2 separate regions of the Homo sapiens genome follow, and region 2 is linked to region 1. The links are chromatin loops, found by intact Hi-C in ENCODE. Cell type or tissue: heart right ventricle. All regions are shown on one strand. Each heading gives the region's core, and the rest is flanking DNA. Links, peaks and the distances in the headings are about the cores only.

Region 1 (16,115 bases), core at 3,429-11,428:
GCCTGTAAGTTTAATTCAAAAACTGTTTTGCCATACTTGAAAAATAGTTTTTGTAAAGGCTTAAAATAATTGCAGACAAATAATACAGGGGAATATGTAATACAGCCAGGGACCAAAATAATATAAATGATTCCATTAAAAAAAAAAACTCTCACAATTGTCAAATAGACAATGGATGCTGCATTTGACAGTGTGAATCTATATAGCTGTCTTCTCTCTATGTACTTAGAAAATGGTCAGAGTATATAGTGAGCTGTTCAGATCAGGCAGGGAGCCAAGTTAAATTATTATCATTAGGAAAACAAAGTCCTTGAACAGAGGAAGATAATGATCTCTTCTGGAGAATCAAGGTGATATTTGATAAATTGTGTCACACTCTTTCTTTTTTCCTCTTTTTTTTTTTTTTTTTTTTTTTGAGACAGAGTCTCGCTCTGTCACCCAGGCTGGAGTGCGGTGGCATGATCTTGGCTCACTGCGACCTCTGCCTCCTGGGTTCAAGCAATTCTCCTGCCTCGGCCTCCTAAGTAGCTGGGATTGCAGGTGCCTATCACCACTCCCAGCTAATTTTTGTATTTTTAGTAGAGACGGGGTTTCACCATGTAGGCCAGACAAGGGCCGCTTTTGAATCATGGGACTAGTTTTAAGTAGAAAAGATATTCAATAGAAAGTTTAGTAAATAAAGAACGGACAAGGAGAAACACAGCTAAATAGAAAATAACAAAAGGGAAAAGCTAGAAAAATATCTTAGGTACCTATACTAAAGATTTGGTTTCTGATAGTTCTTTAAGAAGGATGAAACATCAGGAGAAAGATGCCTGCACTAGGCTGAGATTCAAGAGACCTTGGCTTTTGTCCCTGGTAAAACTTGGCAAAATGTCTCATGTGATTCTGTGATCATGTCTCTGAACTGACTCAGGTCCAGCACTCAGACTCTCCCTCAGGCCCATTTACATCTCCTTTTTCTTTGTGTACCCCAGTAATAGAATCCATTGGGTAACATTGAAGCAATGACTTCAGTTTTCAGCTTGAAGGTCCAGATGGTTTAGCCAAAGTGCAAGTCAGTTCCTGAGAGCAATAACAACATGAGGTTATCAGAACTGTGTATGCCGTGACTCTCAGATGTCTGAAGGCTATCATGCGAAACCTGGCTGTTCGTGGAAAGAATTAGTACATGGCTACAGCTACTTAAAACATTGACCTAAAATAACAGAGTTTCAAACAAAATAGAGTTTTATTTCCTTCCCATGTAAAAGTCGGAGGAGAGAAATTCTACTCAGCCATCAGATACCTAGGCAATTGCATCATGCGCTGCACCATCTCTCCAGTGCTGTTCTCATCCTTGTGGTTTTCCAGGGCTTGTCACCACATCCATTTTTCAGGTAGCAGGATGGAGCAAGGAAAAGGAGATGATACATCTCTTCCACTTTAAGTTTCAGACATCTCATTAGCCAGAACTTGGTCACGTGCCACATCCATCTGCAAGGTAAACAGAAATATAGTCTCCATCCTGAGAGGTCATGTGATCTAGATAAAAACTCTATTACTATGAAAGGAAAGAATGGACTAATGAGGTAAACAAGTGTTTCCGTGGAAACATGGCCACCCATGCATGAGCACACACTCCCTTCCTGTATCTCTCTCTTTTTACCAGTGTAATTTTCAATAAAACCACACTCCAGTCATTTGTTAAAAAGTGCATGTTAGTATTCTCACTATATAGACATTCTCAATGTTTCATTTGGCCAATTTATTAAAGTCAGCATTTGAGGCAGGCCATATGGGTGTGTTTAGCTGCAGTGAATCAGTCATTTTGACTAAAGGAAATGTTTTTGGAAGGACATTGCAGAGAGAGCCCAGCGTGGGCTCAAAGTGATGAATGCTTTGTTTTGCAGACTACATTAGACCAGGTGATTTTGGGGGTGAAGAAGTAAGGTGGGGAAAATCAAGTATTCTAATTAGACAGCTGATGATGGATTATAAATTGTAAATAATTCTCTTAAATAGGCAAAGAGAAAAGGCTTTTCTTGATAGAATCAGGAACTAACACAGTCCCAATAGCAACTGATAATGATTAAACTGACTGGGGAATGATTAGGAGACATAAAAGGGAATATACAAAAATACTGGAAAGAAGCATCCATCATTAGCTAGGAGAATAACCTGAAAACCATGGCAATAATAAAAGAAAAAAACAAGTGCTTCACTAAAGAGTCTGAGGTTGGCACAAATACCAAAGTATTCTCCAGAAACTTCAACCCAATAGTATGCACTGATGAAGTGATATTCCATCCCATACATTTCACAACATTTTAATGTTCTCTTATTTCCGCATTAGAAAATAAGAATATCCATATTCGGAACAACTGTTCATCCTGAGTCTAGTCATATTTTTGGCAATTATATTCAGCAACATTTTTAGGAGAATGTTATATTTCACCATGATATCAAAAGCTGGAGATTATTTAAATTCTTCTCAACTCAAATCCTGTATACCTCTGAACATTTAGAAAGAGCTCTTTTTCTTGCCAGTGAAAGCACCTGAGAAAATAAGGCCCTTTGATTTTTTTATATGGGCCTTTCCAAATATTCTACTGCACATGACATTTTATTAAATCTGGGTTCTCTAAAAAGGAACTTTATAAATATTCACACAAAGATACCTTTCATTCCTTGTACAACCATGTGTACATTGTATACCTATGTGTTTGTCCATGTGTGCGGATGCCATGCAAGAGAGAAACTTAACTAATTGTTTAATGATTGTTCCACACAAACTTTGCTGAAAGTACATATAAGTGCTGGTTTCACAGATTGTCTAATGAGTTGGTTTTTGTTTAATTATAGAAAGCAATTAAGTCTGCTGTGACATTTGAAGAAAGCCAGCAGGGTTTTCTTCTCAGATGTTTTCAGTTTTAAAGTCCAAAGAACTAGAATGAGAGTTGTGTTTGTCTCCAGCTATGAGTATTTCAAATGAGCTGTAAGTAAATAATATTTTGTGATGAGATTTTCTAATAAGCAGTAATTAAGATTTTCTTACTTATTTCTTAAATGATGACAGACACAGCTCACTCCAATTCTAGTTTGGTTTAACTCTGTGTGTGTGAAATACATTTTTATTTTTCATATTTTTAAGGCACAACTATTTACTATCAGCATTTTGTTATTTATACATCTTTTTAGTCAAAATTTTATAACAGTGGCCACATAATTTTTTGGAATAAAGTCGTAGTCAATTTTTTTAAAGAGGCATTTAAGGGTTCACTGTGGATTATAATCTATTTCTGGAAGCACTCAGCTGGAAAAAAAGAAGTGAAAGCAATTTCAAGTTTTGACCAGCATCTTTAAAATATAAGAACATCATTTCCCAGGGAAACAATGAAAGCAACAAATGGTAATGTCATTTAAAAAAAAATTCAGGTCAGGCGGTGGCTCACGCCTGTAATCCCAACACTTTGGGAGGCTGAGGCGGGTGGATCATGAGGTCAGAACCTCGAGGCCATCCTGGCCAACATGGTGAAATCTCGTCTCTACTAAAAATACAAAAATTAGCCAGGCTTGATGGGAGGTGCCTGTAATCCCAGCTACTTGGGAGGCTGAGGCAGGAGAATTGCTTGAACCTGGGAGATGGAGGTTACAGTGAGCCGAGATCATGCCACTGCACTCCAGCCTGGGTGACAGAGCAAGACTCTATAAAAAAAAATAAATAAATAATTGGAGGACTTCCACAAACATTTAAATGATCAGAATCAACTTTGAAATATGTTATTTAACTAAGTCTGTTTTACCTTCAAAATGAACCAAGTTAGTATGATATAATTTATGAGTAAAATCTGTTGAAATCTTGAGCTTTATGTAATAAGAGTTTGAGAAAGCACAAGAATGAGGCAGCAAGAATGAACAAGCCATGAAAAAGCACAGCCTCAGTTTTGTAGGTTGATTTGCTTCATGGGCCAAAACTGCTTTCAGAAAATATTCTGACATTAGCAAGAATGCTTTAAGAACAGAGATTTTTGTCTACTGCATTCATACTTACCAAATCAGCCACTTGCAATGCTGTGTTGAGAAGCAGTAAAAATAAGCCGGGATTAGGAGTCTTAACGACTGTCTCACTCCCTTTTCTTCTTTTTGGCCCTCTGAAGTCACTAGTGTATACAAACAAAAACTTAGAAAGAAAAAAATCTCAAATACAGTGTTGCCCAACAAATGCAGTGTCCTCACCTCCTCACTCTTCAGAAAGCCCTCTGATCACCTCTGCTCACAAGTGCTACTTTGGGAAGGGTGGCTCTCATGACACCTAGGCAGGGGACAGGCCATGTTTAGCAAACACTAGTTCTTTCCTGTTACAAATCCTAAAACCACAATACCCATCTGTATGAGTCCGTTTTCACACTGCTGATAAAGACATACCTGAGACTCGATAATTTATAAGGAAAAAGAGGTTTCATGAACTCACAATTCTATGTGGCTGGGGAGGCCTCACAATCATGATGGAAGGTGAAAGCCATGTCTCACATGGTGACAGACAAGAGAAAAGAGCTTGTGCAGGGAAACTCCCCTTTATAAAAACCATCAGATCTCATGAGACTTATTCACTATTATGAGAACAGCACAGGAAAGACCCACCCTCATGATTCCATTACCTCCCACCGGGTCCCTCCCACCACATGTGGGAATTCAAAATGAGATTTGGGTGGGGACACAGCCAAACCATATCACCATCCCTATATGTATTTGTCATTGAATTGCTGATTCTTTGGTCAAAATTACCTAATATTACCTTTTTTCCTGATACTTGATTTTGAAATAAGTCCTATGAATCTGTAAGGCATCAGTTCTTTACTTGAGAGCCACCTGCTTGTTTCCTGATTGCAGAATAATGCAGCAAAATTATACAGGATGGAATCCCCTCAAAGACAATGCCTCTGGAGAGAGATCCAGCAACTTACAGGAATGGGTCCACCTAGTTCAGGGCAGCCTATATTTGTGGAAAACCATACAGCCTATATTTGTGGTAAACCATAAAGAACTTCACTCCAAACATATGGATAATTAATGTGTTTGAAATGAGAAAGAGGATGCAAGTCTGTAAGGTGATCATATTAGCAACATGGTTTTCAGAGAAAGAATGTGCACCCTAGCTCCTTTGGAAGGAGTTGCTTGACATTTCCCAGTATCTGAAATCAAAGTGCGGATGCCCTGCCCAATCCCCCTCAGAGGAGCACCTTTGCAGCTGATCACTGCCAGCCAGGAGCAGCCTTGTGTGTTCTGTGTGTGCAAGGTCAGGAAAAAGTTTGAAAACATAGCTATGAAGTAATAGAATATCTCTGTCAAAAAAGAAGTAGGGTCACTTATGATTGGAAATGTTTGAGCTGTAGAAACTGTTGAAAAACTAAAGGATACTGCTTTTGTTTTTGAGTTATCACTCTTTTCTTGTCCTCAAAACAGAATGGAATATAGACACCTATGTGGGTGCACACACACACTCTCACACGCACGCATGTACACACACATCTTTCCTCTCTCACCAGAAAAAAATGTTGTGTTGGAGAATAATGCAAACAGGCAAGGAACAAGCAGACTTTAGACAAGACATTCATTTATTGTTACAAAGTGATTTGTGGCTACTCATTGCCAAATGACTGGAGCATGCAGTAATGGAAACCTGGGAATTAAAAAAAAACAAAACCTCAAAACACCAAAACTTACTGCCAACTCCACTGGTCAACAATACACTTAATATCTCAATCCCCTACTCCCTATCAAATAAACAACCTTTGACTCAGAAGCCTCCTTTATATCTTTGAACATGGAAAAACAATGGGCTTTGCTGTTTTATTGGTGTTTAATTCCCAAGCACTTGTCCTTACTTAGGGATGGGGTTGCTCATGCAATTTAAATGTCCTCACATAAGTAGATTTTTGGCGATTGCTCCTGCACTTTTCATTTCAGTCAGCTGAGCAGGGTTTCTACATCCTATTTGCCTCCCTCGGAGAAGAGGAAATTTCTGCAAATTATTTTCTGTTTATTCTTGTGGTAAGGTAATTCACTTCCTCTAAGGCTCGACCTTCGGATTTGAAAACGAAGTGAAAGTGAGTGTGAATACTGATATGACATCAATGTTTTGGAGATTGAGGGAAATTTCCCTTTGGCCAGTGGCTGATTTAAAGATGTAAAGAGTCCTATGTGGGGCATACTGAGTCCTGCCAAACCGACCTTCCCGTTCAGATGGTTTGGAAACTAGGCTGTGCCACATGCTATCTAATTTAGAGGTTTCTCTTAATCCTGCTATTTCCTATCATACATCAGGGGCTTTCACAACATAGCACATGTGTCTGGGAAAAACTGTAAGTGAAACAACCAGGGCAAATCTAAAGACCTAAGAGAATGGTGAGCAACTTTTTATTTTTTCATCCTGCCCAATATCTTAAGTGCCTCTCCACCAAGAAAACCCCCCAAAAACCAAAAAAAAAAAACAATAAAAAAGATTAGCTGTCCACTTTGACCACTTTTTTTCACTCAAAATGAATCATGGAATTCCACAGATTAATTGTGAATTCTTATATCTTAGGCTGCCTTCATTGAATAGACAGATTTTAAAGGAAAAATTGGCACTCACTCAAACAATAAAATGGTAGTATTAAGGAACCTTTAAGAATTAGGATCCGGGAGGCAATGTTCCATTATTTCATCATTTAAATTTATTTGGGTTTTTGGGAATGTATGAGTGAGTTTACACCCACTTTCATTTCATTTCCGAATTTGAAGATTGAGCTTTACAAAGAGGTAGTGACTTACCTCAACTCACACAATGAACTTCCCCAAAGAGGTGTGGTTGGAATTAGAGCTTGTTCTACCCACGCCAGTGTTCACATAGCAAGTGTGCTCTCTAATAGCTGATATTCATATAGTGTTCGGTAACGGCCAGTTTCCACATACATCTTTTCTTTTAATCACACTCATATTGTGTGACAAGCATATTCTCTTTTTATGGACTAGAGACCGTAGATTACAGGCTACTGCAAAGCAGGGATCTTGTCTACTTTGTGCACCATGCTATTCATATGGCCTGCTGTGTTGTAAGTGCTGGACAAGTAAATGAGGGAGAACTTGTCCCACAGTTCAGAAGGGGTGCTGTGGCCTTCTATCTATAAATTGTTATTAGACCTCTGCTCAAACATTTTCAGTGATGAGAAATTCATTGCCTTCCAAAGCAGCCATGGTACATATCCTTTCTTATTTTAGTTTAGTTTAGTTTAGTTTTGCCTGTTTGTTTTTGCTTCACAGCTCCTCATTGCCTTCTCTTCTACTCAGAGTGGTTCTGTTGATGTCAGTTATGGTTGCCGGGCTCTTAGGGGCAGACGCATAGCCTAGGGTAGGCCTTTCACAGCATCCATCCCCCATCTACAGTCACTGGTCCAAGAAGTGACCACTTTGGGAACCAGTCATGGTTCTCCATCACACCTGTCAAGTGGAAGATGAAGGAGAAAGGGCCACTTTCTTCTTTTCTGATTGCAAACTCTGGTAAACCCAGTGCTTCCAGAGGCCCTCTTTGCTCTTGTGTATCAAGAGACTGCCTGAGAAAGAAACCAAACACAAGACAAAAACCAAACAGAAATGGACAGCATGATGGCAGCTATTGAAACCTCTAAATCCTCTGTTCCTAGAGCTAGCTCCACCTTTGGGTTTCTCAATTGTGTGGTTAATACCTTTCTCTTTTTTTCTCTTTTTGTTTTACTACTTATAAGCAAAAGAGGTCTAACATGACTACCCATTCCATGATGACACAGTTTGGACTTTTGAAACATTCTTATGTGGATCCCAGATCCCCTTTATAGAGACAAGAAGAACAGGTGTAACTCTTTCATGTAACAGTGTTTCTGACACTTGGAGAAAACTACCCTCTCTTTTCCTCAGCTTTTGCTTAAGTCTTCTGTCCAGGTTCTGCACCCTATTTTGTCAACTTCCCTTCATGTGATGTAGTGTCCCACACCATCTTAGTTGCTAACATTTCATTACATCTCCATTTGCCCACAGCTATCTTAATATGAGGGAAGATTAACACAATGTTCAGCAACATAACATAGGATAATAATTTTCTTTCTTTCATACATTGTAATTTTTCACTGCTCCTGAAGGTCTCATTGGCCTTTTTAAATATTATAATACATAATTGACTTGAAATACAAGTGTTATGAATTGAAACTCTCAAGCTTGACACATTTTTTGATAATAAAGTATGTCTCCCATAACTTTTAATAATTTTGTTCTTTTTAACTGATTTTACCTTTATTTCAAATTAACTTCCATTTATAGGTAGAAATGTTCCATATTTTATACTCATTGGTTTTTATGTTGGGTCTATCAGAAAATGAATTTGCTATTTCCTTTCATTTTATATTTTCAGAAAGCTATGTTTAAAGCTTGTGTTTTTAAAATTTTTATTTATTTATTTACTTGTGATAGCATCAAGGAAGTTAAACATTTCTATGGCAGAATGCTATTTGGAAGTCCAGGATAGTTACTTAATAGTTTTCTTACATGAATGTAGTGTCTATTTATTTGTGGATCTTTTACTTTCCTAAATCTTTATTCATCTTGAAGCTCTGGTGACTATTAGTATAAAGAATGTGATTTTCATTCAGTTCCTGTCTGAGACACTAGAAAAAAAATGGTTTCTTTGCTTCATTTGCCAAATATTCTGCACAGTGCTTATTTTGTATTTTTTCCCATATTAAGTGTAATACAAGACTCATTGGCACATTATAAATAAGAAATTAATGCTGAAAAGGAAGCCACTTCCAAAAGCAGCATTTCCCCAGGAAATAAAGAAGAGGTGAGATCAGTACCCCCAGAGAGTCTACAACTGTCTTCTGTCTGTTCCCCTTCTTCTTTTACAGGATAAAATGAAAATTGAGAAAGAATTCAGATAATTGAGACTAAAACGTGCTGCCTTAGTTATTTCAATTTCTCATACAAAATGTATGCTTGGCTTGAGGTATATTATTATCTTCCATGTTTTAGTTATAGTCTTACTGAATTGTACAAGAAGGAAAAAGGTTAAAAAATTAAAGTGGATTGCATGTATATGTGTGTGCCTAAAGGCATATTGATAACATAGAAACATAAATATGTTATAGAAAAATTATACCATGAGGATCAATTAATGTATCAAAGGGAAGGTAATGTTATGATGATTGATCAGATTCATTTCACTGTGACCCAGATTAAAGCTTTTTACTATTAACCCGTGGCTTCTGCATTTACTGGGGTGGATTTTTCCTTTTTGTATAGCTGGATAGGAACATTTTCATGTCTTTTCACTTTAAATTTGCTCAAACAAAGCACTAAACCAAAAATGATACAGATTTAAATGAAGATTCTGTAGGAGAAAGAGAGAGGGTGAAACCATGTACCACAAAACCTTGTCCTCATTAAATATTTTTATTTTCTGCAAGTTCTCACTGCCATCATAACAAAACTGCTGGTTTTCGTTATCCTCCCTTTGGTCACTCTGTATCCCTTCTTACTGGATCCTTTATTTTGTCATTCTTATTTTTCCTCAGAACCTCAAATCCTCCATCTTTTCATATACAGGGCAATTTCTTCACAGCCTTTTGTTAGTCAGGAAGTCCTTTTCATCATAATTGGTTTATTTTAGCTTCGAAATCTTTCCTCTAAATATGCACAAGGCTTTCTCTGAAAGGGACTTTGTTTTATTTTTCCATCTTGTTACAATTTCCTCCATCACAGTACATAATTCTGTAGTTGAGGATAGTTGTGAATAACAATTCAGAAAGCAGGAATTGAAGCCTATTTCTCCAAACTCATTGATATTATTATCCTGTAACTAAACTCTAAGAATTTTAAGAAATGTATCTCTATGGGGTCACCTATAGCAGTAAAACATCAATCATCAATAACTTTTATGTAGGCTTTGCTTAATACATTGTAAACTTTGATCTCATATTATTTTCTAGGTATAAGGGTTAAAAATAAGTGCCAGTCTAGATTTTGCTGAAAATAACTTCTGTTTTAATATCCTGTGATTTTCACCACAATCATTCCCTTCATTGCCAAACAATGAATTGGCAAGGATTCTTGTTCAATTGAGGTTTAATGGAAACTGGTTGCCTTAAGAAGAAATTGACTTATGTGCATGATGTGTTCATTTGCAGGCAGCTTCAAAGATCACCAACTGTAAGAAACAGGAAGAGACTTTGAAGTAGATAACTTCTTGTGTTTTTTTCACATATTCCCTGGTGGAATTTTAGTTTTGTATCATGCTTTTCCAAGTTTTTCTCCAGATGTTGTATAGTTTTTTGTTTTTGTTTTTTTTTTTTTTTTTCCCGGAAAAGTTTAGACATCTTGTACACAGACATCAAGATCTAAAAACGGAGGCGCCAGCTCTATTTTACAAAAATATCTGATAGTATCTTATTGAAGAATGTTGGAATCATTCAAGCGACTGCTTCTATCCAGTTTCCACGCTGTCTGAAGATCCTCCTTGAAATCCCATGTAACCTTTAGTATAATGCCCACGTTAAGAAAAGTGGGTCAGTGATTAAAGACATATTGAATCATGTTTCTGGCTTTTTGTGTTTATAAATTATGTATATAATTATAAATATAGTATTTATATAAAAATATAAATGTATACATGTTTATATTTATTATAAATTATTATAAATAATCAGTAAAACATCAGTGGACCAAACATTCTCTGTACAATTAATTACGCAGATAATAGAGTACCTAAGAATCTCTTAAAAAATGAGTGTAACATATGTTTGTTTAGTACACAGTCTGTAGAAGAGAGTTGTTGGTAATGTACTGTGGACTGGGGTCATATTGCCGGTTCCCATGCATTTTCCTTGGAAGATAAAGACAGCGATCAGGTTTCAAGTCATTCAAGACAGAGACACAAGCAAAGGCACAGATATTTGAAGGTAAATAAATAGGCAAATTTGACTAAGGAGGATGCTATGCTAGTATTTGTTATAGTATTAGTGTTAATATAAGGTTAATGCATGTTAGTTAGAAAGAAATAATGCAAAATTAATCTTCTTCCTCTCCCATTTGAACTATATAATTAAATAGTACATTCATCTTAATATTCAGGTAATATTTAACCAACTCAGGTTAGTCATATTAATAAACCTATCACAAGCTGAAAACAAAATCAAGAGAAATCAAAACATTGACTTTTAACTCCAATCTTATAATTACTTTAAAATATTCAAACAGGAGGCTTTGGGAAAGAGAGTGACTTGTATTTAAATGGGCATAGTAAGAGTGAAAGAAACAGAGAGTACTGCTCTGCCCCAGGCACTGTGCCAGTCATCATGCCCACACTAACTAGCTTACCACCTGATTTAGAAGCCGCATTAACCAACATGAATGGGTTCTTACCCTTGGTGCCTACCTTTGCCTTGCCAGGACATGATGGACAGGGCCCTGGGAAGCCTCTGAGAAGAAAGTGAGGACACAACACACAGTTCGCTTTGAAACTATAGACAAGGTGTAGCATATGGCTTTGATTTATTAGTATATGCTTGTAGTCAGTGGCTTCGGGTTTTAGAGAGGACACTTTCGAATGTATTTCTGTGCTGATTCCAAGGTGTTTTCAATTAATGCCCTGAAAAGCTTTCAGTTTCTCATTTACTTGGCTGATGGATGGCTCCTTAGATGTATATTGGCTCTTGAAGGGTTTCTCTGTCTCTGAACAAGGGTGAAATTAAAGAAGCATTTTGTAAAGTGGAACTTTTGCCCTGGCAGGAGGAACCAGACATTTCCACAAATAAACACATGCATCTGTGAATCTGTAAATAGATTGATTATTATTTTTTCTGTCAAGTGATTAAGAGCCTAGGGCTAGTTAATTAGCAGCTAATGAGAGAGAGAGTGTGTGTGTGTGTGTGTGTTCTACTGGTGAAGCTCTCATTGTTAAACTAAAATAGGCCTAAGGGTGTTGATGCAAAAAGAAGGTATGTGCACTGGACTTACAGAAAGAAACAATAATTCTTGGCAAGAAAACAGAAGTCTTGCATCTATGAAAACATTTTGATCAGCTGAGATCAGGCTGATTTTTAGGTTCAAAATACCATCTTCACCCACAAAATCCTAAAAATTTTAGCCAAAAAGGGGTAAGGTTTATGTTTAAGAAAAAAATAGAACTACTTTGTGGATCCTGGTCTGCCAAACCTGGTTCATTTGTTCATTCATTCAACAAATCGTATGGAGTGTCTCTATGCCAGGCACTCTTCCATGCAATAAGGACACTCAGAATAATGAACAAGACTAATAAGAACCTAATTTGTCTTGAAAATTAAATGTAAAATTAAAATGTAAATTAAAATTTACATTTTACAAGAGGATTTTTTATCATCTTTGCTGAAAATTCCCCCAAATATCTCTAAAAAGTAGTGGCAATCTACATTTTCTATTTCTTTTCTTCTTTCAATATTTTTTTCTCTCTCTCTCGCCAATTTTAATGCAATTTGTAAATATATTTAAGAGAGAGAAAGGTGATTTTTAAGTTAAGTACTAATATTGAGGACCTCTGACTTTTTTGCTTAAGACATAATCATCTTTTGTCGTGGGAAGAAGCACCACATTCCTGTGGTCTTGGTTGACTGCTGAAATGCTTTCACAGGTTTGGTGGTGTCCAGCATTGAGAGCTAGTGCTCCTTTTTTGGTCTGCATTACTTATCTCCCTGGGCAATCTTGTAGAGGCCATAACTTCTGTCTCCTTAAATAGGCTGCTGGGTCCAAACTCAATTTCCAGTCTGGAATTCCCCTTCCCATAGCCACGAAGTGTTTCTAAATCTTTCCCAAACACTGGGAGAACTCAAAGATAGAGGCAAATGTTGGCTCTACATCATAGTATCTGTTGTCTTACAATTAAATATCCAATGCCTACAATTTTTCTTCATAGTATTTACATTGGGTTAGACCATAGTTTAAATTTATCATCAGAGACTTTGTATTTTTCTTTGTACTTGAAGTAGTGTTTATGCTGCTCAAGTCATGGGGAAAAATTATTAAAACAGGTTGGATGCTGCTCAAGCCAAGAATGAGTTGTAAATTAGAGGCAATATGATGTCATAGTTAAGATCATGGCTCAGGGGCCGTGCTGCCTTGGTTTAAATCCCAGCTGACTTTGGACACACAATTTGCTCCTCTATCAATGAGAGTAATACCATCCCCTTCACAGAATTGTTGTGAAGGTTAAATTAGCTGTTACATGTGAAGCACATAGAACATTGCTTGGCATATAGAAAGCCCTATATTACTTTCATTATTAGGAGTAAGATTATAGTCAGGGATAGGGGAAGGTCATTGCTAAATTAAGAAGATAAAAGTTTAAGCCATGACAGAATAGGTTAAAGTTTGGAACTGACTTGTATGTTACCTGTGACTGCATTGGGCAATTAAAAAAAATTTAGTATGACACCAAATAGAAAACTAACTTTCATTAATAATATGATCTCATAAAAATAAGTGGAATAGTGAATGAGCATGTTGAACTAGGAATTACATAACTGATAATTCAAATTTGCTCTTCTGTCAACTGCCTTTCATATCCTTGGGGAAGTTTCATTTCATGTTATCTTTTTCTCATTGGTTTATAGGATTTCTTGTGTACTTGGCTTATTAGGGGAAAGTCTCCACTTCTCTGGTTTCATTTTTCCATGCAGTGAATTGTCCCCAGAGTTGACGCTCTTGGTCTCTTGCCCACCTCTTATTCCTTTCTCCAAATGAATTATTTCACTGTTAAGATTAGGAGTATCTGAGCATGTCCTGTGCGGCTCTTTCTGAGCTACTCTTTTCTTGGAAACAGGAAGAATACAGGACAAGCGCATAGGTCTGCTCTGTGCCATGGAGCAAGGACCCTGCCCTTGTAGGAGAGACCCATATTTGTCCAGCTGTGTCAGTATCATATGGCTAATTCTAATAAAAGATGAAATATTAAGAAACTCACTTGATTTCAGATGCAAACCATGTATTTTTTTTCTTTTGCCAATTAGGGTCCTGGCAGGAAAGAGATGTCCACTCAAATCAGCTCTCTTAGGGCAGCTTAATAGGAGGACCATTTATAAAGATATGGACAGGTTAGAAAAACCAACGAGGGAGGGTAGGAGCTATGAGTGCCTGCTAGGAGCTAGGTAGAAGACAGGGGACACAGTCTTAACTGTTATGCTAACTTCACTGGGTGATGCCAGTGTGGATATATTCCAGAACACTCCAACCTGAGATCTGAAATGCTACATATCCTTGATGTTTAGCATATGGATTAGCAGGGGAAGAAAGGAAGAGAAAAAAAATCCAATGGTTAAATTGTAGAACACAGAGTTGTTCTATACCTGCTTCTACAGTTCTCTGTGAGATCTGAATTGAGACTTACACTTCCTTCTTCCATCACCATGTTCCCCTTAATGTCTGTCAACACCTTGGCTGTTCGGAGTTATTTACCTAACGTTGTGCACCAAAACTTCATTTATGTCAGATTTCAGTGCTTACTGATCCTCTCTTCCTTGTGTTGTCTCCGTTTTTCTTTGATTATGACTACTGATGAAGGAAGTACTAAGGGGTGCCAAGCAAATTCCCTGGGTTTCTGATACAGTCTTTTATTTTGCCTCCCAACCAAATATCTCAAGTGCAATTAGGATCAATAATCCTGACATCTTCTGGGAGATGGAACTGGTGGTAAGACTAGTAAATTCAATGAGCTTGAGTCCATTGTCTCTTATCCTTTACTATAAACCTTTGTTCAAATATTCTCATCATATGGAATAACTTGGTGAAAAATAGTTAAGACATTTGATATGTTCACAGATGGTCAAGCTGGCAGAAAACTACAGGAAAGAAAAGAAAACCTGTTGCCAAATCATTTGTGTGCTTCTACGAGGACAAATTGCTGTTTGTGGTATAATAGAAGTGAACCAACATCAAACTGTCACCAGGTGACCAACTGTTCCCCTGAGGGAATAGTGACTCAGCATTGGCCTCTGTTCCTTGGCAAATTGGGCACAAAGCAGTAGTAGCAGCCAGATCAGCTTTGATGAGATAAAGTCCACATTGCTGAGATCATGCATAACTGAATCCCTGCTACCAAATGAGCCTCTTTACACAGGCTCATTTAGCAGAAGAAGCATGGTTCATAATATGAGCCATCTTCTCATTGTAATGGAGAATCTCCTTTGCAATGGACACAAGGATGTTTTATCTGCATGTATGGGAAAGGTACACTATGTATTTCTTATCACCAATATTTTAATCTGGTTCTTTCCAAGTCCTTGACCCTGAAACAGGATTGGTTCATTGTCTTGTGAAAAGAAAGACAATCTTTCCTTTCACGCAAAGTGGACAATCAGATATTGGACCCTGGAATTTTCCCTTCATTACTGTCTTTTGGGGGCATGGTAGTGGGCTGTAATGTGGTGGCCATACATTTTTGCCGGGTGTCAACATGCCATACAAATCTATAGCAAACCAAGGCACCCTGTCTTTTTAAACTTGTTTTGGGGAGTTTTCCCGGAGGCCATAGAGGTATTTTGAGAAAGAGATGAAAAAGTGGTAGGAATAGGTAATATGGAAATGTGAGCCCCCTGCTTTTGGAGTTTACTAGTGACTTCTGAATCTGCTTGAGCCTAGTTTTATATATATTCTTTCTTTTTTGTTGTTGTTTTGTTTTTGAGACAGTGTCTCACTCTGTCACCCAAGCTGGAGTGCAGTGGCGCAGTCTTGGCTCACTGCAACCTCTGCCTCCTGGGTTCAAGTGATTCTTGTGCCTCAGCCTCCCCAGTAGCTGGGACTACAGGTATGTGCCACCACATCCAACTAATTTTTGTATTTTTAGTAAAGATGGGGTTTTGCCATGTTGGCAAGACTGTTCTCAAACTCATGGTCTCAAGTGATCTGCCTGCCTCGGGCCCCCAAAGTGCTGGGATTACAGGTGTGAGGCACAGCCCCAGGCTACTGTTTCCATTTGACAATGGAATTCTACTGTGCATGTCCAATTTTGAAATTTGGTAAATGTTATAACATCTTATTTAGAATGGGCGGTCTGTGTTGCATGTCCTAGAGTCAGGTGTTTAGAGAATACTTGTTAGCAA
Region 2 (16,115 bases), core at 2,762-10,761, 49 kb after region 1:
AAATATTTGCCAGATTTTGAAGCCATATTGGTAAGAAGTTGGAAAGCTGAGCTGGAAATCTGTTATTCAGAGCTTAATCTTCTGCAGAATTTGGAGACTGATGAGATAGCTACTTGCTAATTTATTTTTCTAAAACAAAGGCGGTATATGCTAGAACAATAGTGTTGACTTGGAAGTAGATAGATCCGAACTAAATCTCTAAGCCAATCTGGAGATAGTTTATCCTTGGATTTAATTGATGTAATCAGCAACTCAAGTTATTGCCTAACAAATAAAAAGAGAAATCCTCTGGTGGAATATAACATCATATGGAGTCTCTGAGGTTTTTTTTTTTATATACAGTGTTTGTCCTGTGAACAAATATCTATAATAATCAGATAGTTACAAAAGTGTGATTACCAGTGGGGGAAAAAATAAATAACAAATAAAAAAAATTACAATAGTAAAGACACAGGTAATAGAGATGTTGTAGTTAGCAGTCAATGACTTTGAAATAAATGTTTAAATATATTTAAGAAATATGTTTGAAAGTTATTCAAGAAAATGGAGAAGAAGTTGTATAAAATAAATGAGAGTATAAAATATCATTAGATGTTTATTGATGGAATGAATCAAATTGATACTCCGCAAGTAAAAAAATCTAAAATTATCAAGTAAATAGATGAGTTTATCAGTAGATTGTGAAATTACCTCTGTAAACTTTATAAACTTAGGGAGGAAGGGAGGGAGATAAATGAAGATAAGCCAAGCTTACAGCAGACTCACCATTAATTATTAGGTCAGCTTGCTCTTGGACCCACTTCCTCATAGTTGTTTTCCTACTGTCCCAGAAGCATGAAAACCTTGTCACAAGGTCATAGATCACCTTAACTGCCCTATAGACAACAACTTGAATATTGTGAAATGTAAAGTTTTCCATTTCAGTTATTCTTTCAAGTCCTGAATACCAGTGAAACTATTGAGATAAGCTGGTCTGAAGGATGCCGTGAGAAGCTGACTCACCAAAGAATGTAGTTTCCACATGCTGAAGATTTTATCCCCCTTACCCTGACTGATCAATGAACCCGATTTTCCAGCCTCTCACTCTACACAATCCCCTTAAAAATCTGACCCCAGAACTCCTCAGGGACATGGAGTTGAGGATCTCCTCCCATTTCCTTGCTTAGTTGCCCTTGGATACCTAAACTCTTTCTCTGCTGTAAACTCTGCTGTCTCAGTGTATTGGTATGTTACTACACAGCAGACATAGGAAATTGTTGGTCCTGTAATAATTGGGTGCATGAGAAGACAAGATTAGTAAAGTGGAAAAGTGAACAATAAAACATAACCGAATATAAGCAGAGAGAGTAAAAAGCATGGAAACCACAGAGCAGAGCTAAAATATCAGACATTACATTATTCTACTATTAGAATAATGTAACATACATCTTACTGATGTGCCAGGAAAAAAAGAGAGAATAAATCATAAATAACATTGAGGAGTAAACATCCAAGAATTTCTCCAAACCATTGAAAGATATCGACCTTTATATCCAAAGCTCTGGAAACCCAGAGTATTTAAACAAGATAACCACACCTGCATATAAAGTGATTAAATCAATGAAAACCAAAGGCTGAGAAAAATCTTAAAAGCAGTCTGAAGGCAAGATGTATTTCTATTAAAGAAACAAAAATTATTAATTTCTCAAGAGAAACATTGAAAACCAGAAGATAATATAATGACATTGCTAGGTGTTGAAAGAAAATAATTACCAAATTATAATTTAATATACTGTGAAGTTATCTTTCAAAACTGTAGGTGAAATAAAGCATTTTCAGACAAACAAAAATGAAGAGAGTTTATCAGCATTCAGCTTGAACTAAAAAAAATAAATGAAGGGATATTTTTAGGCAAAAAAAAAATGTTCAAAACACAGAAGAGCGGGAGAGAATAAAGAAAAAATGAGAGTAAATTCCTGTAATCCCAGCACTTTGGGAGTCTGAGGCAGGCAGATCCCCTGAGGTCAGGAGTTCGAGATCAGCCTGGCCAACATGGTGAAACCCCATCTCTACTAAAAATACAAAAATTAATTGGGCATGGTAGCACACACCTGTAGTCCCAGCTATTTGGGAGGCTGAGACAGGAGAATGACTTGAACCTGGGAGGCAGATGTTGCAGTGAGCAGAGATCACGCCACTGCACTCCTGCCTGGGTGACAGAGCAAGACTCCATCTCAAAAAAAAAAAAAAAGTAAATACGTTGGTTGATATAAATGAATATTAACTATAAAATATTACTGTTATGCCTAAATTATATGTAGAATTTAAATGACTGACAACTATATTGCAAGAGGTCAAAGTTTGGGAAAATAAGGCTTACAGCTTCTAAGTTTTTAGCTGTTTCAAGAAATTGGCAGCTTTCTTTGCCATTATCTCTGTGATTCTTCTAAATACCCATTACTGTTTTCTGACAGTCTGCCCAATGCCTTTTACGTGACAATAGATGACTCTTAACCCCATTCCAATAGATGAACTTGCTTTCTATTAACAAAGATTATTTTGCTGCTTCCACTTTTATAGCTACAATTAAATTGCAGACTATGTATAGTTTGAATATGTCCCCAAAAAGCATGCATTGGAAACTTAATCCCTAATGCAACAGTGTTAAGAGTTAGGGCCTACTGAGAAACAATTATGTCAGGAGGCCAGAATGAATGGATTAAGGCCATTATTGCAAGAGTGAGTTTGTTATAAAAAGGGGGAGTTCAATCTCTTTTGGCTTTCTCTCTTGCCCTATCTTTGCCTTTGCACCATGAGATGATACAGCAAGAAAGTCTTCGCAAAATGCCAACACCTTTTTATTGAACTTCCCAGCTTCCAGAACTGTGAAGCAATACATTTTTTTCATTATAAATTACTCAGCCTGTGGTCTTCTGTTATAGTTGCAAAAAACAGACTAAGACAGATTATTACCAAAAAAATCTGTTTTTCTTCAGAAATGGAATATGGTAGAGATGCATTATTTATACTGCAGTAACTTATGATGTGCCATTGCATTGTAAACTCTTAGCGGGTTCTTTTTCTTTATTCTGTATTAAAGCCAGACACTTCCTCAATTGGTATTGGCTTTCTTGATATAGTTTCTAGACTTTTTGCTTTTTGTCTTTCTCATGTGTGTATTATGAAAACATCGATGGCTATCGATATAGTCTTTCACATCTTCTCAAGGTTTGGCTTAAGTATACTAGTTCATATCCTCTGAAACTTGAAAGTGGTTAATTTGTAACCCTGTACAGATAGTATCAACTAATGTTTAGATTGTCTTGATCCCAAAGCAAAGATCTCAGAATGGAATGGCTTTTTTTAAAATGGTTCATTTAATTTGTGGATGTTCAAAAGCAATATGGTTATTTTTTCAGATAACTGAAAAAGGGATTCAAACCTGTCTACATGTTGTCCTTGCATACTGAAAAAAAAAAACAAACCACGGTTAGAAAACACTTTGCAGAACTTACCCAATAGTTATTTATAGGGAGATCAATGTGCTATTTTCTAATGCATTTTCTTCTGCTTTTTGTTTTTCACTCTTTTTTCTTGCTCTTTTAGTACCAATGAAACAGAAAACTGGATTTAGTCTCGACTTTTTAATATAATTATTCCAATTGTCCATTTTACTTCATTAAGTGTCACAGATAAAGATGTAGTATAATTTTGATCAAAAAAATAGGATTTAAAAAAACCAGGGTGTTTGAATAACTTAGTTTAAAAGTGCTTGTGTTTGCCTAAATATTCCAAATGAAGATCTTACATGTCTCAAATAAGCCTGACCATAAATAATGTTAAAAAATAAATATCAAACATATAAAAGGAGAAATAAAAGCAAATCACAATCCAAAACAAGTATTTCAAAAATACGTATCTAGCCAGAGGAAATTGTTTTAGGAAAATTATTTTATGAATTTAATTTTAATAATTTCAATTTTCCTTAATTTCCTTCCAGTAATGAGAAAACTATTTTCCATATGGTTACTATTTTTTTTTATATTCAATTACATTCTTGGGGGAAAGCTTCATTTGTTGTCATTTGTGGAATAATGCAATCTCATCATGGCGGCAGTTGAGAGTTCTGTGATTTGGATCTGACTCATTATGACACATCTGTTTTAAAGAGTATCAAACATGATATCCCTCAATTCATTTCTCATTATGTCTGAGCTTGGCTTAGGAATAGGCTCAGATCCGAGTATGTGATGTGAGTATGGGCTGAGATTCAGGAAGGCTTAGATATGGAAGGGGACTGAGAGAAGGACAGAGTTGGGTAAATAAATGAGGTGGCCTCAAGCTGAGATGTGGATTACAGACGAATTCATTGATGCATTTCAAAAGTGGAAAGGCAGGAGAAAATGAAATTCAATTTGCTTCATTTTAAAAATCGTAGCTCTAGAATTATATTATTCAAAAGATGTTAAAAATTCTAAATATTTTACTGTGGTTTTATTCTGTTTTTCTATAAAAAGATGGTATGTTCTCTCAAAAACCAACTATTTAGTAAGCATAGCATTATGACAAATAATTCTGAAAATGACAATCAAGTAATCAAGTTCTGTAAGTTCATGACCTATAAACAAATCAGAATGAGAAGTTTAAATATACTCCTTGTTTTCCCTTGCCCTTAAATGGTAATCTGAGTTTGAGGAATAACTTCTGAATGTATTTATAGCAGGCAGATGGTTCTGTTGCCTACTGTTAGTTTGGAAAGAATAGAAGAAGGTATAGATAGGTGACTGGAGAAGGAAAACACTTTACTAAGCCGACATGAATAGAATGCAGATTTTTTTAAGCCAAATCAGTTTTGAAAATGTATATATAAAATTGTGCAAAAGAATTTCTCTAGTTTTTTCCTGTATTATTTAATGGTTGAAGGCTGTAGACTTTTTTTTTTTTTTTTTTTTTTTTTGAGATGGAGTCTCACTCTGTCTCCCAGGCTGGAGTGCAGTGGCGCGATCTCGGCTCACTGCAAGTTCCGCCTCCCGGGTTCACGCCATTCTCCTGCCTCAGCCTCCCGAGTACCTGGGACTACAGGTGCCCACCACCACGCCTGGCTAATTGTTTTGTATTTTAGTAGAGATGGGGTTTCACCGCGTTAGCCAGGATGGTCTCGATCTCCCGACCGCGTGATCTGACCGCCTCAGCCTCCCAAAGTGCTGGAATTACAGGTGCGAGCCACTGCGCCCGGCCGTAGACTTTTTTTTTCTTTAACAGTAAAAATATACCACTTCAAAACTTGCAGTCACAATTCTAGCTGGATTAGCCAAACCATATAGAATAACGTTTTTTTTTCTTGTTTTTTTTTGTTTTTGTTTTTAAAAACCATGGAATTTATTTTGAAGAAAATATGGTTATCATTAATGTTACTTTTTATTTTCTTCCAATCTCCTATCTGATTCAAGTAATGAATTTTAAATTTCTGTTTAGTAAGTTTATTGCAAATGTGCCAAAATTTGACATCTGCAATTCTTAGCAGACGCTATGTTAAGAAAAACAAAGTATTATTTTAATTGGGTATGATTTCAGGCTCATAAACAAAATAATGAAGTATTTTTTTCCTTTTGCTTCCCAGGAATAGATGTTCACCAAGACCAGTAGTTCTCAAACAGGTGAGCATATTAGAATTGAAGTTCACTTGGGAAACTTCTATAAATTGTAAATCTTTTCCTTTCTCTCTCCAACACTCTTTCCAAGTTTCTTCCAGGTATTTTGCTATATCTCATGTTCAGCACAATTGCCAGCCATTGCAGTATGTTCTGGAGCTACAAGGTCCATGAACTATTACACTTGCCTCAAAGACTTCTAGTTTCTTTCAATTCTGATAAAAAAATAAATGACATGATACAGTGGGATAAGTGCTATTATGGTAAAATGAACTTTATGAAGACAGCCTCTAAAACAAATTTGTGGGTTAAGACAACTTATCAGAAGAAGTGAAATCTAAGTTGAGGGTTGAAAGATGACTGTAAGTTAACTAGTTATAAAAGGGGATTTTATGTTTGAGGGTGTATGTATTTAGGAGTGTGGTTTGAGTTTGAAGATTGTTGCAAAGAACATTTTAAGCAAATGTGTATTCTAAGAATATGCAAAAGTATGAAGGAAAGAGTCAGGATATATTGAATACATTATTGTAGTTTGGAAAAATGGTGCATGATTAATGAAGTGAGAGAAGATATTTAGGAGATTGAGGCTGATTATAAAGAGCTGGAGGAAGGAGTTCACCCTTTATCCCGAAAAGATAAAGTGAACACTTTAAATAAGAGACATCATATTTGTGATTTTGAAAAATTATTGATAGCAAAGAAGCAAGAGGCTGGAGGCAATTAGACACTAATGTAGTGTCTTAGAAAATACCTGAAAGTGAGTAGTTCATAAAGAGCAGAAAACTATTTTCCCACCATGTTGGAGTCTGCAGAGTTCAAGATCAAGGTGCCAACAAATTCAGTTGTCTGGTGAGAGCTGCTCTCTGCTTCCAAGGTGCCTTGTTGCTGTGACCTCGCATGATGGAAGGTGGAAGAGCAAGCTAGCTGAACATTGTATAAAGTCTCTTTCTTTTATAAGATCTTTAATCTCATTCCTGAGGAAGGAACCCTCAAGGCCTAATCAACTCTTACGGTCCCCACTTCTTAATACTTTCACATTAGCAACACCTGAATTTTGGAGAAGGCACATTCAAACCATAGCATGCAGTAATCCAGGTGAGAAATTATGGTAAAAAAAAATCATGAGAGTGTTAATGAAGAAAAGATTATGGAAACAAAATATTGAGTCCATATTTGCCTCATCTGGATGTGTGGAAGATTTTAATAAGATATTTTAGATATATTTTTACTCTACCACCCAGAAAATTTTCCTGAACAGTTTATAACATGAAGTATCTTGCTTCATGTAATACTTATAATTTATATATTTTAATGAATTATTTCAATAAAAATATTCATATGTTTTTCTTTAAGAAAGCACCTCTCATGATTCCTTAGCCCTCTCCAAGTACTTCCCATTTTCTGTTCCCTTCAAAGGCAAATTTCTCAAAATTTACACTGCTGTGATTGTCTTGCTTTTCCTTTATCTGTTAATCCACTCTTGGATTCTGCTCCCAATATTTCCCTTGCCAAGGCCCATAATGACATCTACATTGGAATAATCAGTGGATGTACTTCGGCCATCATTGGCTCACTCTGTTCTGGAAACATTTGCTTCCCTTGAAACTATGACCTTGGTTTTTTACCCATCTCTTTTGCTTCTCTGTCTCAATCTCTTGTCCTAGATGTTCCTCTTCTTACTAATCTCCAGCTACTGAAGTTCTTCAGGGTATCCATATATCTTCTTTCTTCTCTCTAATTTGTCTCCTAATCTAATTAATTTTTTTTTTGAGATGGAGTCCTGCTCTGTCGCCCAGACTGGAGTGCAGTGGCACGATCTCAGTTCACTGCAAGCTCTGCCTCCAGGGTTCAAGTGATTCTCCTTCCTTAGCCTCCCCAGTAGCTGGGACTACAGGTGCCTGCCACCACGCCCAGCTAATTTTTTTGTATTTTTTTTTTTTTTTAGTAGAGATGGGGTTTCACCATGTTAGCCAGGATGGTTTCTATCTCCTGACCTCGTCATCTGCCTGCCTTGGCCTCCAAAAGTGCTGGGATTACAGGCGTGAGCCACCGTGCCCGGCCTAATCTAATTAATTTTATAATTCCAAAAAATATCAGTGTGGCTATACATGAACAGATTATAGCTATTCTAGTTAAATTTTCTTATTTGAATTGTAAATTCTTGTGTTCAAAAACTTATTTGATATATCCATTTGATTGGTTGTAAAGATCTCAAGAGTTTACAGAGGCACTAATCCTATTTACAAGGGCCCTATCCCTATGATCTACTCACCTTCCAAATGTCCCACCACTTAATACTATCACATTGGGGATTGGATTTCAATACATGAATTTTAGAAGGACACGAACATTTGGAGTATAGCAAGAAACAATAGTAATCTACTAAGCAGGTAATAGCTTGTATACACCTCAGTTTGTGACTTAATATAGATGTAGCAGTTCTTCAGAAATTTGTCTTTGGATAAGAAGTTAAATCTTATGTTTTGGGTGACTGTTGCTAAAAATAAATTCCAAGTACTTTCTAAATTAGGAGAGATAATTCCCCTTTGAATTATATATTCCATTAAAACATTTTAGAGCTGAAAAAATAAAAGAAATAGATAACAATGAGCTTTTTAGATCACCCAGGCATAAATAAAGGATACTCAGCTATAAAAATGACTAAACAAGGACTTGATGATTTTTCATAATTGATGTATGCTACTTGTATTTTCATTACTTCATATGCTACTTGTATTTTCAGGAGTGCTGTGTTCTAAGAGAATAAATTTTGGTTTAAAAGATTTGAGAATATGACTGGGTGCAGTAGCTCACGCCTGTAATCTCAGCACTAGGAGGCCTAGGTGGGAGGATAATTTGAGCCCAGGAGTTCAAGACTAGATTGGGCAACATGGTGAAACTCTGTCTCTACAAAAATACTTGGTGACATGTGTCTTTAGTCCCAGCCACTCTGGAGGCTGAGGTGGGAGAATCACTTGAACCCTGGGAGGTTGAATTTGCAGTGAGCTGAGATTGTGCCACAGTACTCCAGCCTGGGTGATAGAGTAAGACTCTGTCCCAGCCAAAAAAAGAAAAAAAAGATAAGAGAGTAAGAAATTAGAATAATTTTATGACTTACATTTCCTTCCCTGGATCAAGGAAAACTGTTTAAAAAAGCAGGGAAGGCAGATACAAGGGGCATTAGGTAAAGAGGTTATTGCTGCATAGGAGGGGAACACATCTACAGTGACAGATGAGGAGGCAGCTACATTTCACCTCTTGAGAGAATATCTGAACTATTATTAACCCACTTGATACCTAAGAACTGAGTTTTACCTAACCATATATGTTAAAATACTATCACACTATTAAGCTTCCCTGTTGCTCATCCAAACCTGACTATCTCCATGAAACAATGGACTCTCCTAATTACTTCCCTATATTATCATGCACCGCCTCTCATGACATTAACACAGAAGTCCTCAACATGTTACAGATTGTTGTGCACTGCAGTAGCTGTTTTATGTGAGACATCTGGGTCTTGGTAAGTTATGTGCATTCTTATCACCACATTCTCTTGCCAGAATGACTGGTCCAAAGAGTGAACACGTAACTGGTGGAAGATCAATTGCTCTCCCTTTTTTTGGCATTGACATATAAAACAATATTTTCATCTAGGGTTTATGGACTGAGATTATCAGTAGCCATGTTCCATACCCTAGGAACATACAGAGACAAAACAAAACAAAATAAAAAAACAAAAATCTAACTAGAAAGAGATAGAATCCCCAGTCCCAATTCCTAAATTTGTGGTGTGCAGCTCTTCCTTGACATCTATCAGCTATTTGAGTGTATTTAGTTGTATATAAACTAACACTTTATTGTCTTGCTCAATTTATTATGGGTTGATTTTCTGTTGTTTGCAAGCTAATGGATCCTAATAAATACATTAATATAAAAGCTGAGAAATGCAGCTAAAAATAGTAATATGTCATATCCAATTAGATGATGTGAGAACATAACATTTAAATTAACTTTTTCTATCTCCTATATGTCATGACTCATGAAATTGAGAGAAATAACATACCACAATAAATTTGGAATAATTCTGAATTCTGTGTCCAAGCACTTTGGTGTACTCTGTGCATATATGTGACAAGAATCTATTATTATGCTTAAGAATAGGTATTAATTGCAGTATTTGAAGAGTAAAACTCTACAAGTTCATGAGTTATCAGTAACTTGTATTTAGAGTTGGATCTGCACTAGGGAGATCAGTTTCATAATGGGGCTATCATTTTGCCAAATGCAATAACAGTTAATTAACAACACATTATTAAGAGCCAAATAATCCTTAACAAAACAAAACAAAAATCTGGTGTGAATTTAAAGCAATATGTCCATGTGAAGGGAAAATACAGTTCTGGAGTTCTCAGAGTGTGTTCAACCTGGGATTGATTATAGTTTCTCACTTTACCAGTATAAAGAACAAGCAGGAAGATTTGAAGTAGGAAGCGACGTGTGTGTACATGGAGTGGGCTGGTACAGTCAGGGACTAATAATGGTTGGCTAACATGGAGAGACTTTGAAGGAGAACTAACTAAAATACAACTTGTAAACTCTTAGGCATTTTCCTGTGACTAATAACCACCACCAGATGTGTACAGTTGACAACAGCTTGAAAAGATTCTGAGACCACTTTTTTTTTTTCCTCTGAATGTGTTGTTTACAGCTTTGTTGTCTAGGAATGTTTATTACAAATGGAGAGAAATTGGACGGAGCCACAATTGGAAACACTACAATTCTGATTCAGGAGAAATATTTGAAAGGCCTTTAATAAAATTTTAAAATAAATTTGTTTTAGTCATTCATTAAATGTAATCCATATGAAACGTTAGGAGCCATGGGGATACAAGGATGAGAAGAAAATGTGGCATTTTATCTAAAGTCTAAAATTTTTTAGGAAAGATGGCATGATAATACAGCTTCATGTTTGCTGAACAAACTAATTCTGGAGAGAGACAAGATTGGCTAAGATATGTGACAAAAGAGAGGTTTCACCAAAGCACTCTGTGAGATCAGAAGAGGATGGGGTGGTTTGTCTGGGCATATCCACATGGGTGCCTGGGACGACGTGGGACTTGAGTGGAGTCTTCAACATAAAGAGGAAAGAAACATCGGAAATATTATACCAAGCTCATCTAGGAAATGGGGAGTAATAAAATTTATGTCAGCATACACAGTATTTGTCAACTCTTAGAATGAGGTTAAGTTAATATTAATTTTCCAAGGGCATTTTAAATGTCTGAATAGAAGTGTAGACATTCTTCTATAGTTAAGTGAAAGTGTTCAAAGTCACTGAGCAATGGAGTGACATTATCAGAACTGAGTTTTAGAAATAAAAATGAATTGAATTTTTACAAATGAAATAAGACCAAGAGACACTTTAAGTAGGAAGTCCAATTGGGAAACTTGCCATAGTCTAAAAAGCAAATCATAAGGATCCAAAGGATAGTAATGGGAGCAAAGGCCAGATTCAGGGAAAACGGAAAAATAAAAGAAATACAGCAAACAGGAGAATAGGACTAGAAGGCAGGCTCTTCACTAAGACACTCTTAAAGTCTTCATGTATATGCCCATGTGTTCCTGATACCACTGGACTTTTCATCCTTGTCTTGTGCCTGTTTTCAAGAGAATTCTTCCAGCTTTTTCCCATTCAGTTTGATATTGGCTGTGGGTTTTTCATAGGTAGCTCTTATAATTTTAAAATACGTTCCCTTAATGCCTAGTTTGTTGAGGGGTTTTAAGATGAAGGAATGTTGAATTTTATTGAAAGTCTTTTCTGCATCTATTGAAATAATTATGTGGTTTTTGTTTTTATTTTGTTTATGTGACAAATCACATTTAATGATTTGCGTATGTTGAAGCAACCTAGTATCCCAGGAAGAAAGCCTACTTGATCATGATGCATTAGCTTTTGATGTGATGCTGGATTAAGTTTGCTAGCATTTTGTTGAAGATTTATGCATCAATGTTCATCAAGGATATTGGTCTGAAGTTTTTTTTTAATTGATGTGTATCAGGATGATGCTGGCCTCATAGAACGAGCTGGTGAAAAATTAATCCTCCCCAATTTTTGGCATAGTTTCAGTAAAAATGGTACCAGTTATTTATTCTTTTACATCTGGTAGAATTTGGCTGTGAATCTGTCTGGTCCTGGGCTTTTTTGGTTTGTAGACTTTTTATTACTGATTCAACTTTAGAACTCGTTATTGGTCTGTTCAATGATTCAATTTCTTCCTGATTCAGCTTTGGAAAGTTGCATGTGTCCAGGAATTTATCCATTTCTTCTAGATTTTCTAGTGTGTCTGCAAAGAGCTGTTCAGAGTAGTCTCTGTTAATATTTTTTTTTTGTATTTCTGTGGGGTCAGTGGTAATGTCCCCCTTTTGATTTCTAATTGTGTTATTCGGATCTTCTCTCTTTTTTATTAGTCTAGCTAGCAGTCTGTATATCTTACTAATTTTTTAAAGAACCAATTCCTGCATTCATTGATCTTTTGTATGGTTTTTCACATCTCACTTTCCTTCACTTCAGCTCTAATTTTGGTTAGTTCTTGTCTTCTGCTAGCTTTGGGGTTAGTTTATTCTTGCTTCTACAGTTCTTCTAGTTGTGATGTTAGGTTGTTAACTTGGAATCTGTCCAACTTTTTGACGGGGGCATTTAGTGCTGTAAATTACCCTGTTAGTACTGCCTTACCTGTGTCCCAGAGATTCTGGTGTATTGTATCTTTGTTCTCATTAGTTTCAAATAATTTCTTGATTTCTGCCTTAATTTCATTATTTATCAAAAAACCATTCCAGAGCAGGTTAATTTCCATACAATTGTATGGTTTTGAGTGACTTTCTTTGTATTGATTTCTATTTTTATTGTGCTGTGGTCCAAGAACATGGTTGGTATCATTTTGGTTCTTTGGCATTTGCAAAAGATTGTTTTATGTCCTTTTGTGTGGTCTATATTACAGTATGTGTCATGTAGCCATGAGAAGAATGTATATTCTGTTGTTTTGGGGTAGAGAGTTTTATAGATGTCTATTAGGTCTATTTGGTCAAGTGTTCAGTTCAGGTACTGGATGTTTGTTAATTTTCTGCTTCTATTACGTGTCTAATACTGTCAGTAGCGTGTTGAAATCTCTCACTATTATTGTGTGGGAATGTAAGTCGCTTCATAAATCTCTAAGAATTTGCTTTATGAATCTGGGTGGTGCTATGTTTGGTGTGTATATACTCAGGATAGTTAGGTATTCTTTTTGAATTGAATCGTTTACCATTACTGGTGCAATGGTCATTGTGGTTTCAGACCATGAATTTTAAATCAGTATAACTAGGCTCAAACACATCTTTATTAATCAAAACAGGAACCATTATAATAAACACATTTTTGCCAATGAGAAATAAGTTTGTTTATTCCTGTAGTGTAAAAATCTGTGCTTTGGGATTTGACAAACTCTTGGAAAGCATTTTCTGCATCTTGCTTGTTGTGGAAGCATTTTCCCTGCAAAAAGTTGTCGGGATGCTTGAAGAAGTGGTAGTTGGTTGGTGAGAAGCAAATTTCATAGCTCAATTTGTTCAACTTTCAAAGTGTTGGTTGGGCAATGTGCATTCAGATGTTGTCATGGAAAAGAATCAGCCCCTTTCTGTTGACCAGTGCTGGCTGCAGGCGATAGAGTTTTCAGTGCATCTCATCGATTTACTGAGCATACTTCACAGATGTAATGGTTTCAATGGGATTCAGAAAGCTGTAGAAGATCAGACTGGCAGCAGACCACCAAACAGTGACCATGACCTCTTTTTGGTGCAAGCTTGGCTTTGGGAAGTTCTTTCTTTGGAGCTTCTTATCCGTCCAACCACTGAGCTGGTCATTGCTGGTTATTGTATAAAGTCCACTTTTTGTCACACATCACAATCCAATTGAGAAATGGCTCATTGTTGCTGTGTAGAATAAGAGAAGATGACATTTCAAAACGACAAGTTTTTTTATTTTTGTTCAGCTCATGAGGCATCAATAAGCAGGTACTTATGGAGCTTTTTCACCTTTCCAATTTGCTTCAAATACCAAATCACCATAGGATGGTCAATATTGAGTTCTTCAGCAACTTCTTGTGCAGTTGTAAGAGGATCAGCTTTGATGATCACTCTCAATTTGTCATTGTCAACTCCCATATCCTTTGAAAAACTTCTTGAACCACCACTGCACTGTAAATTTGTTAGCAGTTCCTGGGCCAAATGTGTTGTTGATGTTGCAGGTTGTCTCCATCGCTTTATGACCCATCTTGAACTTGAATAAGAAAATCGCTCACATTTTCTTTTAGTCTAACATCATTTCCATAGCCTAAAATAAACATAACATAAAGAGCAAGTAATAAGTCATTAGCAAAAAACCATAAAGCGAGAAATGCCCATTAAAATGATGTATAACATAACCACATTTATTTGGCAATATATCCCAATACCAAATGGCAAATTCCAACAATGCAAAAACAGCAATTACTTTTGCACTCACCCAATATAACGCTCTTCTTTATCTTTTTAAAAAACCTTTGTCGGTTTAAAGTCTGTTTTATCTAAAATTAGGATACCAGTCCCTGCTTTTTCTGTTTTCCATTTGCTTGGTAGATTTTTCTCCATCCCTTTATTCTGAGGCTATGCTGTCACTGCGTGTAAGATTGGGTTTTGCTTCTTTATCCAGCATGCCACTCTGTGTCTTTTAATTGGGGGCATTTAGCCTGTTTACATACAAGGTTAATATTGGTATGTGCAGATTTGATCCCATCATTGTATTGTTACTAGGTTGACTGGTTTGTGTGGTTGCTTTACGGTGTCATTGGTCTGTGTACTTATGTATGTTTTTTTAGTGACTGGTAATCATCCTTTCTTTTCATATTTAGTGCACTTTTCAGGACCTCTTGTAAGGCAGGTTTGGTGAGCATTTGCTTTTGCTTAGCATTTGCTTGTCTGTAAAGGATCTTATTTCTCCTTCACTTATGGAGCTCAGTTTGGCAGGATACAAAATTCCTGGTTGGAAATTATTTTCTTCAAGAATGCTGAATATAAGCTCTGAATCTCTTTCTGGCTTGCAGTGTTTCTCCTGAAAGGCCAGCTGTTAGCCCGATGGGCTTCCCTTTGTAGGTGACCCGCCCCTTCTCTCTAGCTTCCTTTAACATTTTGTTCTCTCATTTTGACCTTATAAAATCTGATTATTGTGTCTTGGAGATGGTTCTCACAGGGGTTCTCTGCATTTTCTGAATTTGAATATTGGTCTGTCTAGCAAGGGTGGGGAAGTTTTCATGGACGATATCCTGAAAAATGTTTTCCAAGTTGCTTGCTTTCTCCGCATCTCTTTCAGGAATGCCAGTGAGTCACAGGTTTGCTCTCTTTACATAATCCCATGTTTCTCAGAGGTTTTGTTCATTCTTTTTTATCCTTTTTTCTTCATTTTTTTCTGACTATTTCAGAGAGTCAGTCTTCAAGCTCTGAGATTCTTTCCTCAGCTTGGTCTATTCTGCTGTTAACACTTACAATTTCATTATGTAATTCTTTTTTTTTTTTTTTTTTTTTGAGACGGAGTCTCACTCTGTCGCCTAGGCTGGAGTGCAGTGGCGTGATCTCTGCTCACTGCAAGCTCCACCTCCCAGGTTCACACCATTCTCCTGCCTCAGCCTCCCTAGTAGCTGGGACTACAGGAGCCCGCCACCATGCAAAGCTAATTTTTTTGTATTTTTAGTAGAGACAGGGTTTCACCGTGTTAGCCAGGATGGTCTCGATCTCCTGACCTCGTGATCCGCCTGCCTTGGCCTCCCAAAGTGCTGGGATTATGTAATTCTTTTACTTTGTTTTACAGCTCTATCAGGTCAGTTTAGTTCTTTTACATGATGGCTTTTTTTTTTTTTTTTTTTAAATCATTCAGCTCCTGTAACATTTTATTGTGATGCTCTGCTTCCTTGGATTGGGTTTCTATGTTCTCATGAATGTTGATGATCTTTGTTTTTATCCTTATTCTGAATTATATTTCTGTCATTTCAGCTATTTCAGCCCTAGAACCACCCTTGCTGGAGAACTAGTGTGGTCATTTGTCTCTTGGGGGTCCACCACAGACAGATGTGGAGCCACTATCAATCAGTGTGATTGGCCCAGGATGGAGCATCTGTGCTATAGGCCCAAGCTGGGAGAGACTTGCCTGGTGACTAGCAGCAGTGGGGTGGAGCGCGGGGGGAGACCTGGGAAAGACAGACTTCCTCTCCTCATTAGGGTGGCTGCATCTTGCTGAATCTGTGTGTAAAGCACTCAGGGTCTTTGCTTCTTCCCTGGTCTGAGGGCAGCAAGGGCAGTACCACTGCAGTGGCAGTTGTAGTGGGGCTTTCAGTTGCCTCTGGGAGCTCCACCTCAGAGAAACAAAGAGTTGCTGCTGCTGGAAATATTCGGCCAAGGGGTGGGGCAATTGCTCTGCTG

What was found. A loop is a pair of places that touch in the nucleus more often than their neighbours do. Peaks named below come from ENCODE experiments on the same cell type or tissue, not always from the same donor. Only the 100,000 strongest peaks of a DNase experiment are listed, where the experiment ranks them.
Region 2: a loop joins it to region 1, with 6 times the contacts of the local background. A loop is called at or near these places in 3 of 110 quality-filtered maps.

The regions. Positions count from the first base shown.
Region 1 is chr13:37,480,252-37,496,366 of GRCh38, forward strand. LINC01048 (long intergenic non-protein coding RNA 1048) reads right to left here and starts at 4,533. Exons shown (of 4, transcript NR_125762.1): 1 at 4,454-4,533; 2 at 4,219-4,294; 3 at 4,034-4,142; 4 at 1,213-1,476. It overlaps LOC124903159 (a long non-coding RNA gene), which reads left to right. Exons shown (of 4, transcript XR_007063761.1): 4 at 10,176-10,582. In heart right ventricle, for the core only: no CTCF peak of the experiment used is centred there; no DNase peak of the experiment used is centred there; H3K4me3 peaks cover 594 bases; H3K27ac peaks cover 4,310 bases.
Region 2 is chr13:37,530,216-37,546,330 of GRCh38, forward strand. It overlaps LINC00547 (long intergenic non-protein coding RNA 547), which reads left to right and starts at 4,725. Exons shown (of 5, transcript NR_040244.1): 1 at 4,725-4,749; 2 at 5,600-5,636. RefSeq lists an enhancer at 16,055-16,115. In heart right ventricle, for the core only: no CTCF peak of the experiment used is centred there; no DNase peak of the experiment used is centred there.